3 separate regions of the Mus musculus genome follow, and regions 1 and 3 are each linked to region 2. The links are chromatin contacts, found by Hi-C or POLR2A ChIA-PET in ENCODE. All regions are on one chromosome and are shown on one strand. Each heading gives the region's core, a stretch centred on a gene start or an enhancer-like site at or near the end of the contact. The rest is flanking DNA. Distances are from core to core; before and after follow the strand shown.

Region 1 (2,711 bases), core at 89-2,588, 150 kb after region 2:
AGGAGTCTGTACTTTGTGGCTCTCAGAGCCACTGTTGGTGGCTGGGGAGGCCATTTAACCACAGTGATAAGGGGATGGCCTGTGGGGTCAGGTGCCCAGGTCTTCAATCCCAGGCTTTTGGCAGCTGTGTGACCCTGGGGAGCTCTTAGCTTTTCTGTGCCTTGGAATCTTCATGTATAACCAAGGATGGTGGAGCCTTCCTGACAGGATGCTATCTAAGCACACTGCCTCTAAGAAATGGTCCCTCGAAAGAGGACTCACTGGGGTCATCTGACTCCTCCCACCCCCACCCCTGAGGCTGCTTTTAGTGTTCATTTTTTTGTCTTTGATTTCTGCCAATTCATAGCAATGTGTGTAAGTGTGGACTTCTTCTATTTGTGCTGCTTAGGATTGGGTCTTCTCCTGAATCCACAAAATTGATGTCTTCTATCGTATCTGAATTATTCTCAGCCAAGACCTTCTCACAAGATATTTCTGCCCCATATTGCCAGTGTTTCCTCAACCCCAGTGTCTTAGTTAGGGTTTTACTGCTGTGAACAGACACCATGACCATGGCAACTCTTATAAGGACAACATTTAATTGGGGCTGGCTTACAGGTTTAGAGGTTCAGTCCATTATCATCAAGGCAGGAGCATGGCAGCATCCAGGCAGGAATGGTGCAGGAGGAGCTGAGAGTTCTCCATCTTCATCTGAAGGCTGCTAGCAGAATACTGGATTCCAGGCAGCTGGGAGCAGGGTCTTAAAGCTCACACCCACAGTGACACACCCACTCCAACAAGGCCACACTTATTCCAACAAGACCACCCCATCTAATAGTGCCACTCCCTGGGCTGAGCATATACAAAACACCACACCCAGGTACATTCACGTCAGACTCTCTTTTGACTCCACCAAGGTTTTTCCACTCTTCAATATCTATGACATATAGTTCTAATTTAAAACAAAACAAAACAAAACAAAACAACAGAGGTTTTTTTTGTGTGTGTCACCCAAGCTGGCCTCAAACTCTTGGTTCTTTTGCCTCAGCCTCCGAAGTGCTAAGATTCCAAACAGGTGTGCACCATCGTGTCCGTTCATTCTCCAGGTCGCCCGCAGCTTACTCGTTCTCTGTTCAGCCATAGTTTACCAGCTGTTCAATATTTTCACTGATTATTCATTTTAAATACTATTTTTTTTTAAGATCTAAAAATTTTTGGTTGGATGTTTTCGGGTCTGCTCAAAGCTTTTTCTTAGGTTCCAATTTCCCTCTGGAGTTTTGGGCTTTGGATGTGGGAGGCAGAGTTGTGCTGCAGCCTCTGGCTGTGCAGTGTTGGAGTGCAGCCTCCGTGGTTCCTGCCTACCGATGTTCCACATTCCCATGCCTGGCTGTCCTTCACAGAGGCGGCCTCTTGCTTCTTGCCAAGGTGCCTGGCCTTGTTATGGTCAAGGCCTGAATTCAGTTCCCTGTGTGCTGAGCTGCTGGAAGCAGGCTTATCTTAGGCACCCTCTTTCTTTGAGTTACAGTGGAGATGAATTTTCCACCCACCCCTGGCATCCCCGGTACCTCAGTACCGGTTCCCTTTGATAGATAAGTTCAGCTTCAAAGCTTTTCTTCACAATTAGCAAATAACTTCTGGTTGCTTAGCATGCACACCCAGTTCAGAGCATTCAGAACTTCGCCTTGTCATTTCTCTCTGTATTTTTACCTACAGAACTCTTAGCAGGTCGCCTGAAAATTGCTTGTCATATGAAAGGTAAAGCCAGGGTGTTTCAGGGTAGCCTGTTAGGTTCCTGCCTGCTCCAGAGGGTGGCCCTGCAGCCATTCAGAGACTCAAAGTCAGAGTTGAACTTAGAGACTTAGGAAAAAAATAGAGGGTGTTAAGTTGAGGGATGGTGAGGTGGGGTGGCTGGAGGAGCGGAAAGAGGGGATAAGGGGCGAGGAGGATCAAAATACACTGTATACTATATACATATGTGAAATAATGGATAAATTAAAAAAAGTATATCTCGATCACTATTCTTGGGCAAGTCAGCTTGTGTATCAGATGACGACAGTCTTCCATTGTGACAATAATGGATACCTTATTGATTTCTTATTGTTGTTTTTCTTCAGGAAGATGCTATTGTGATGTAATTTTCTGCTATTTCTCTCTCTTTTTTGTCTGTATTATTTTCTTTCTAGGTGTGTGGTGGGTTTTTTGTTTGTTTGTTGGGGGTTTTGGTTTTGGTGGTGGTAGTGGGGGGGGATTGAAATAAGCTCAGTTATGCTAGGCTGGCTTCAAAATTGCTGTGTAACCAAGGATGATGTTAAACTTCAGGCCCTCCTGCTCCTGTCTCCCATGTACTACTCCCCCCATTTAAAAAAATGGCACTGAGAGTTAAATCCATGGCTTCATGTGTGCCTGACAAGCTCCCACCGCACAGAGGCAGCTCTGCCATCCCCTGCTTTGAGAAAGTAGGAAGGAGTTGGGGTATAGTCAATCCTTAGACGGGTCTAGATAGAACTGGTCACTCCTCCTCTACGTAGCGACTGACCATGAACAGTGAGTTCTGGAATGGCCACTCATGGGCACTCTGGAAGGAGAGAGTGCTCCTGCTCCACGTTCTCCACCAGGTTTTCTGCTACCATCTCAGAAACAGTCTGAGCAGGCCTTCTCCAGTTCACGGAGGTCTCTTTTTTCCTAACCTTAGTCCACCACATCCTTTGGACTCACATCCTGTTGTAATACAA
Region 2 (2,700 bases), core at 123-2,622:
GGAATTTAATCCCATGAATTTAATCCAAGCCCTTGGGAGGCAGAGGCAGGTAGTCTCTGTAAGATCCAGGTCAGCCTGGTCTACACAGGCAAGTTTCAGGTCACCCAAGGAAACAGACCCCGTCTTAAAAAAAAAAATAAAATAAAAAATTCAGAACACCACTAATTATCTCAACTCACGAAACTATTCAACAGCTGTTCTAAACACCTTTGGAGCTCAGCAATGGCAGGTACTTTTTTTCCAATGAAGGAAAATCCTATTCTTTTTAGTAAAGCTTTAAGCCGGCCACAGAAGGCTTGCACAACCAAAGGCTCCAGTGAGCCAGGCCCGGATCAGGAAACTCTTTTGTGTCCAGTGGAGGAGGAGATTCTGGTTTACTCTGGTTTACACCGGTTTTCTTACAGCCCCCCCCCCCCCCTCCACACACACACACAGGTGGGAAACATTAACCAAGTCGCAATTAGCGCATGAGGCTCAAAGTCACTCTCCACCGAGGCAACTTTACGGGGACAGTTCCCCCTCTTCCCCACCCCCCACCCCCCGGAGCTGGTTAACCAAAGAGAGCGGAGACGCTCCAGAAGGTTCCGGAAGCCCGCAGGCTGGGCCCCTCCGCCAAGCCTGGGGTGGTAGGCATCCCCTGCAGACCCCGCGGCTGCGACCCTGGATCCCACGGCCTAGGGGCTCCCGAAGTCCCCGAGGTCCTGCGTGGCGTCCCCCGCACCCCTCCACCCCGCGGTTTCTCCGATCCCGGACGTCCCCGCGGGCCCCTGAGATCACTGCAGCCCCTGGTGTCCCTGCGGTCGCTCCCGCCAAGCCAAGCCACGCCACCGAGCCCCAGCCAGCCACGCTCACCCGGACGCCGCGATGGTCGCCCCTCGCCTCCGGGCTCCTCGCAGACATTTTGTCCTGGACGGAAAAGGCCGATTCCCCCTTAAAGACACAGCGCTCAATTTGCGCGTCTCGGGGCGTCCATGGGGGGCGGTGACGCGTGGTCTGGACGCCGGGGCGCCGCTGCTAAACCATCCGGTCCGGGAGGAGTTTAGAGTAACGGATGGAGAACTAGTTTAACGAATTGAAATCTGTCGGAGGTTTTTAAACGGTGCAATAATAGCGCAGGGATGCTGAAAGCGTTTTAACCGTGGCTCTGCACGTTTGCGCGTTAACCTTCCAAGCCCTTGGATTCAGCGGGTCCAGATCCTCAGCTGGGCGCACTGCTCGCTCGCATTCTTACAGATTAAGGCCTCTGATATGGCACTAGTCAGAAGTCCTTGCAATCAAGGTCTTAGGAGGAAAAGGTGTCCACCCAAACCACCAGCACAGGGAACTACCTTTGTCTTCATTATATTCAGTTAACAGCGTCTGCGTGATTTACAGTTACATCAGCCGCTAGCGGCTGCGTTCTAAGGCGGGTTTCTGCATTCCACGCTCCAGGTGGAAAGAGAAACCTTTTTCAAGACCAGCCCGCTGAGGTGCGGGCGAGAGCCTTGGGGCTTTGCAGGCTGACGGGCAATCCTGTTGTGTAGCGTTTTGCTGTTCCAGCCGTTCAAATATTCCCACCATACAGATTTTTAATCTATAAATAGTCGCAAGGAAGTGACTTGCCAAATTCAAGAACGCACCAGTTAGCTCTTAACGCACAGCTGGCACGTTCTGCCCTTCATTCATAAAAACAAAACAAAAGTCACTAATTTGTTGCTTTTTAATTTAGTGTTTTTGCGTGGTGGTGGTGGTGGTGGGTGTCTGTGCATGCATGGGTGCAGTGTCAGTGGAATCCAGAAGAGGGCGATGGATCGGCGGTAACCGACTCCCCGCCCCCCCACCCCAATCATCTCTTCAGCCCACATACTGCTCTGCTCACATTCTATTAGTCAAAGTAAGTCACATGAACAATGGGCACGAAGCCTTGCTAGAAGACAATAAGCAAAAAGATATAAATGTAAAAAAAACAAAAAAAAACAAAAAACCAAAAAACCAAGAAATTCTTTTGTAGGTAATACAATCCATGTTAACTGCTTTGGTTCAAGTGGCGCTGGGGAGGAGCACCTTGCTCATGCAGAGCACGTGTTTTGCAGTGGAAATATTATAACCCTCCTCACTTAAACACACACACACCTGATAGACCTATTTGTTGACTTTCTTCTATGCCAAGAATTTCAGAGAAAAGAAAAATCTTGTTGGGTATCACGAAAGGAATACTTTTGCAATGGCGAGATTATTAGATTCCCCTCTTTCAAGATTGACCTAAATGTTTTCATACAATATATTTTGATCATATTCTTTTGTAACCCAGCAAACCAGTAAAACAAACAAACAAATGAACGAAAACACATTTTAAAAAGTGTGTAAGGATTCTCTAGAGTAACAGAACTTACAAACCGAATTCCTCTCTTTATATAGAGAAAGGGGGAAGTTTTAGAATGACTTACAGGCTGTGGTCCAGCTAACCCAACAGTAGCTGTCTATGAATGGAAAATCCAAGAATCTAGTAGTTGTGTCTCAGCTGGTCTTCAATAGAAGCTGGAATCCTGCAGGAGTAACCGCCGCCGCTGGCGATGGACTTGCCAGTTAGGCCAGAGTACAGTGGCAAAAAGCAAAAAGCTGTCTTCTCCCGTGTCCTTATATAGGCTTCCAGCAGAAGGCGTGGCCCAGATTAGGGGTGGGGTTTTTCTGGCTCAAAAGATTAAAGGTGTGTCTTTTTAC
Region 3 (2,710 bases), core at 132-2,631, 200 kb before region 2:
GGTGACCACTTGGCTCAAGGCTGCGCAGATATTAATAACTATCAACAGTGACTGCCTGACCCTTCCCTCTGGAGTGGAACCCCTCTGCAACATGCCAGGTGGATGTCCTCAAACCTGAGAGAAATGGCTAACTCCGGTCTCTCTTCTAACTCTGTCATCATTTCAGAGCTGTCCAGGACTGCAGCCAGCCCTTCCTACATTGAAATCCCCTCTCCGTGGAGACACCTGCTTTGGGCTCATCCGAGTCTCTTCCGTTTATGAATCCTTCCAGTATCTTCTCTGTAATTCAAACCACAGTTTTCTTGAACAACAGTAAAGTCTGACTTATTGTCCTAGTTTTAATTTATTTTTAAGATAGGGTTCTACTATGTAGCCCAAATGGTCTCCAATTCTTTATGCTCCTGCCTCTGTCTCTGTGGGGGAGATTCACTCTGGTCCTTGGACATGCTAAGCATGTGCTCTACTACCAAGCTACACACCCCAACCCATGCTTATATATTTCTTTGGAACATGGGATCACGATGCAGAAGAGACCCGAGTGGAATCAGGTATAGAGCAACAAGTTGTGGACAAATTTCAGTCATAGACTTGAGCTTGGACATTTACAAACTGTGCCAAAGAACTGTGTAACCCCAGAGGCAGCAAACATTCTAAGTTCCATCTCCTATTCTGTAAAATGGGAAGACAGATGGAGCGGGCACATACAGTGCTGAGGGCATTAGACAAGCTAACAGTACTGAACCATTGGCGGTTAGTGCTTCCCACACATCCAGGTTTGTTTAATGACACTGGATAACAGATGAGTTAATCCCAGAACTGGTGGAACAATCCTGGCACCCCAGCACTTAGGAGGTCGAGGCTGGAGAATCGTCACAAGTTTGAAGTCAGGTGGGTAGTAGGGAAAGAAAGCTTTCGCAAAAAGGCAAACCAAGACAACAATCAACAAAACAATAACCAACAAGAACCCCTTTCATATCGGTCCCGCACTGCCCATTACACCACAAAGCCTTCCACACCAATTACTGAAGACAAAGGCAACTAGCATAGACTTTCTAACATTCACAGGATGACCTCACTGGTTCTCTGAAGTAATTAAAGGTTAAAGATAGTTTTGGACATCGCCCAGGCTCTAAAACCCTGGGTCCCAACCTTCCTGTCATTTGCATTCCAATGTAGCCACCTCACCGGTCCAGCCTCACCCGCAGGCGACTCCAGCAGCCAAGTGGACGCTGGCCAGCACACGGGAGCTACGGTCAGGCTGTGCTGGGCCAGGTGGCCCGGGGTGTGGCCTGCGTAGGACGTTCGAGGGGGCGTGGTCTCCTGGGGGCGTGGTCTTCCGCAGGTGCGTCTAGGGGCTCCGGTTTCACTGAAACAGGTCCCGCCCCAGGAAGGCTCAGTGAAGCTCGTGTTAAGGGAAGGGACCCTGTGCTCAGAGTAGGGCTCCGAGTTTCGAACCACTGGTGGCGGATTGCCCGCCCGCCCCACGTCCGGGGATGCGAAGTCTCAGCCTGGCGTGGCTGCTGGGAGGTATCACCCTTCTGGCGGCCTCGGTCTCCTGCAGCCGGACCGAGAACCTTGCACCGGGTGAGCTCGAGCGGCGAAGGAACGCTCTGGGCTGGTGGGGGAATCGGGGAAGGCGGGCACACCCCCTGGACACTCTCTGTAGCTTTGATGGGGGTCCCTAACCAGGACCAATCAGCCGGGACACCTAAGTGCCACCAAAGACGCGCTAGAAACAATCCTGGTCTGGGCACTTCCAATCTCTACTCGTCGACGTGGTTCGGGGAGATAAGGAAGGAGCGCCCGCAGGACTCAGCCTCCCCTCCCTGCGGTCGTTCCTTTACAAACACTGAGTCAGTAATTGGTTTTCGCGGACCCTGCGAACTACGTCCTATAGGGTCTTACTAGACCCCCGGATTATAGCAGTTTGATGGCTCACGTATGGGTGGAGTGAGTGGGAGCCCGTGCCCTGGGAAGTTCCCACCTCGAGTTTTACACTCGCACCCACCCACTCACTGAACCCTTTCTTTGCGGGTTGAACCACAGTGTTCAAGACCCACTCGGGGCTACGGTACCTGGCATCGCAGTGGATGCGCTGGGCACGGGACTCAGGCGGTTTGAATGTCACGTGGTGGTAGAAGGGGCCCTTTCGGACCCTTACCAGGTGAAATCTCCAGCCTAGAGATTTCGAGACCTTCCCGCCGCCGGGAGCGAACACTGGCAGCCACCCAGGTCTCTCTCTGAGGCTGCCATGCCCAAGGAACCGAACTGCAGGAAAGCGGTTCGGGGCGGTGCTCCTCTGGCCCGCTGCCGGCTTGGGCGTTGCAGCTCCTGGTGAGCTCGAACTGGCCCTTCTAGAAGCCACGGAGACCTCTGTAGGCTGTAGGGTGGGGTGGGGGGGTGTTTGCTACCAGTGATAGCGCTATTGCAAAACCCGGCCTGGCGTTTCCGTTCTAAACTTGCTGTAGTCTTAAAGGCTATTTCTCACTTTTACTTTGTCGTTAAGTTGTAGAAGAGCGTCCAACCCCTCTCCGTTTGCCTGTCATTTAAAGTTAGAAATTTAAAAACTCAGGAACAAAGTGTGTGCAAACTTAAAAAAAAAGTGGTTGGAGGTGATTACTTTCGTGATTTACCTAGTATAGGAAGCATACCCTGATTAGTCGGCTTCCTCTGTTTTCAGAGTGAGGAGATTGGGAGGTAGAGGTTCCTA

The links. Hi-C counts contacts between places; a loop is a spot of excess contacts on that map. ChIA-PET counts read pairs that join two places held with the same protein, here RNA polymerase II (POLR2A).
Region 1: a loop to region 2 is called in a map of left cerebral cortex, with 2.7 times the contacts of the local background. The contact joins the enhancer-like site here to the promoter of Zbed3 in region 2. A Hi-C loop is called at or near these places in 1 of 37 maps with a recorded cell type or tissue (left cerebral cortex).
Region 3: POLR2A ChIA-PET joins it to region 2 with 15 read pairs in Patski. The contact joins the promoter of F2rl1 here to the promoter of Zbed3 in region 2. POLR2A ChIA-PET finds 5 or more read pairs at or near these places in 2 of 5 experiments (Patski and embryonic stem cell).

What each region holds. Positions count from the first base shown.
Region 1 is chr13:95,173,108-95,175,818 of GRCm38, reverse strand. The region is part of intron 1 of Pde8b (phosphodiesterase 8B); the gene reads left to right. Among named protein-coding and RNA genes, the nearest start is that of Pde8b, 49 kb to the left of the region's middle. Within about 2 kb of position 1,338, at least 1 of the 3 ENCODE cell types and tissues checked has a DNase peak (open chromatin) inside an H3K27ac peak, as active enhancers do; it is left cerebral cortex, where a contact is called at or near this core.
Region 2 is chr13:95,323,497-95,326,196 of GRCm38, reverse strand. Zbed3 (zinc finger, BED type containing 3) reads right to left here and starts at 1,372. Exons shown (of 2, transcript NM_028106.3): 1 at 853-1,372.
Region 3 is chr13:95,523,911-95,526,620 of GRCm38, reverse strand. It overlaps F2rl1 (coagulation factor II (thrombin) receptor-like 1), which reads left to right and starts at 1,381. Exons shown (of 2, transcript NM_007974.4): 1 at 1,381-1,584. The coding sequence starts at 1,494.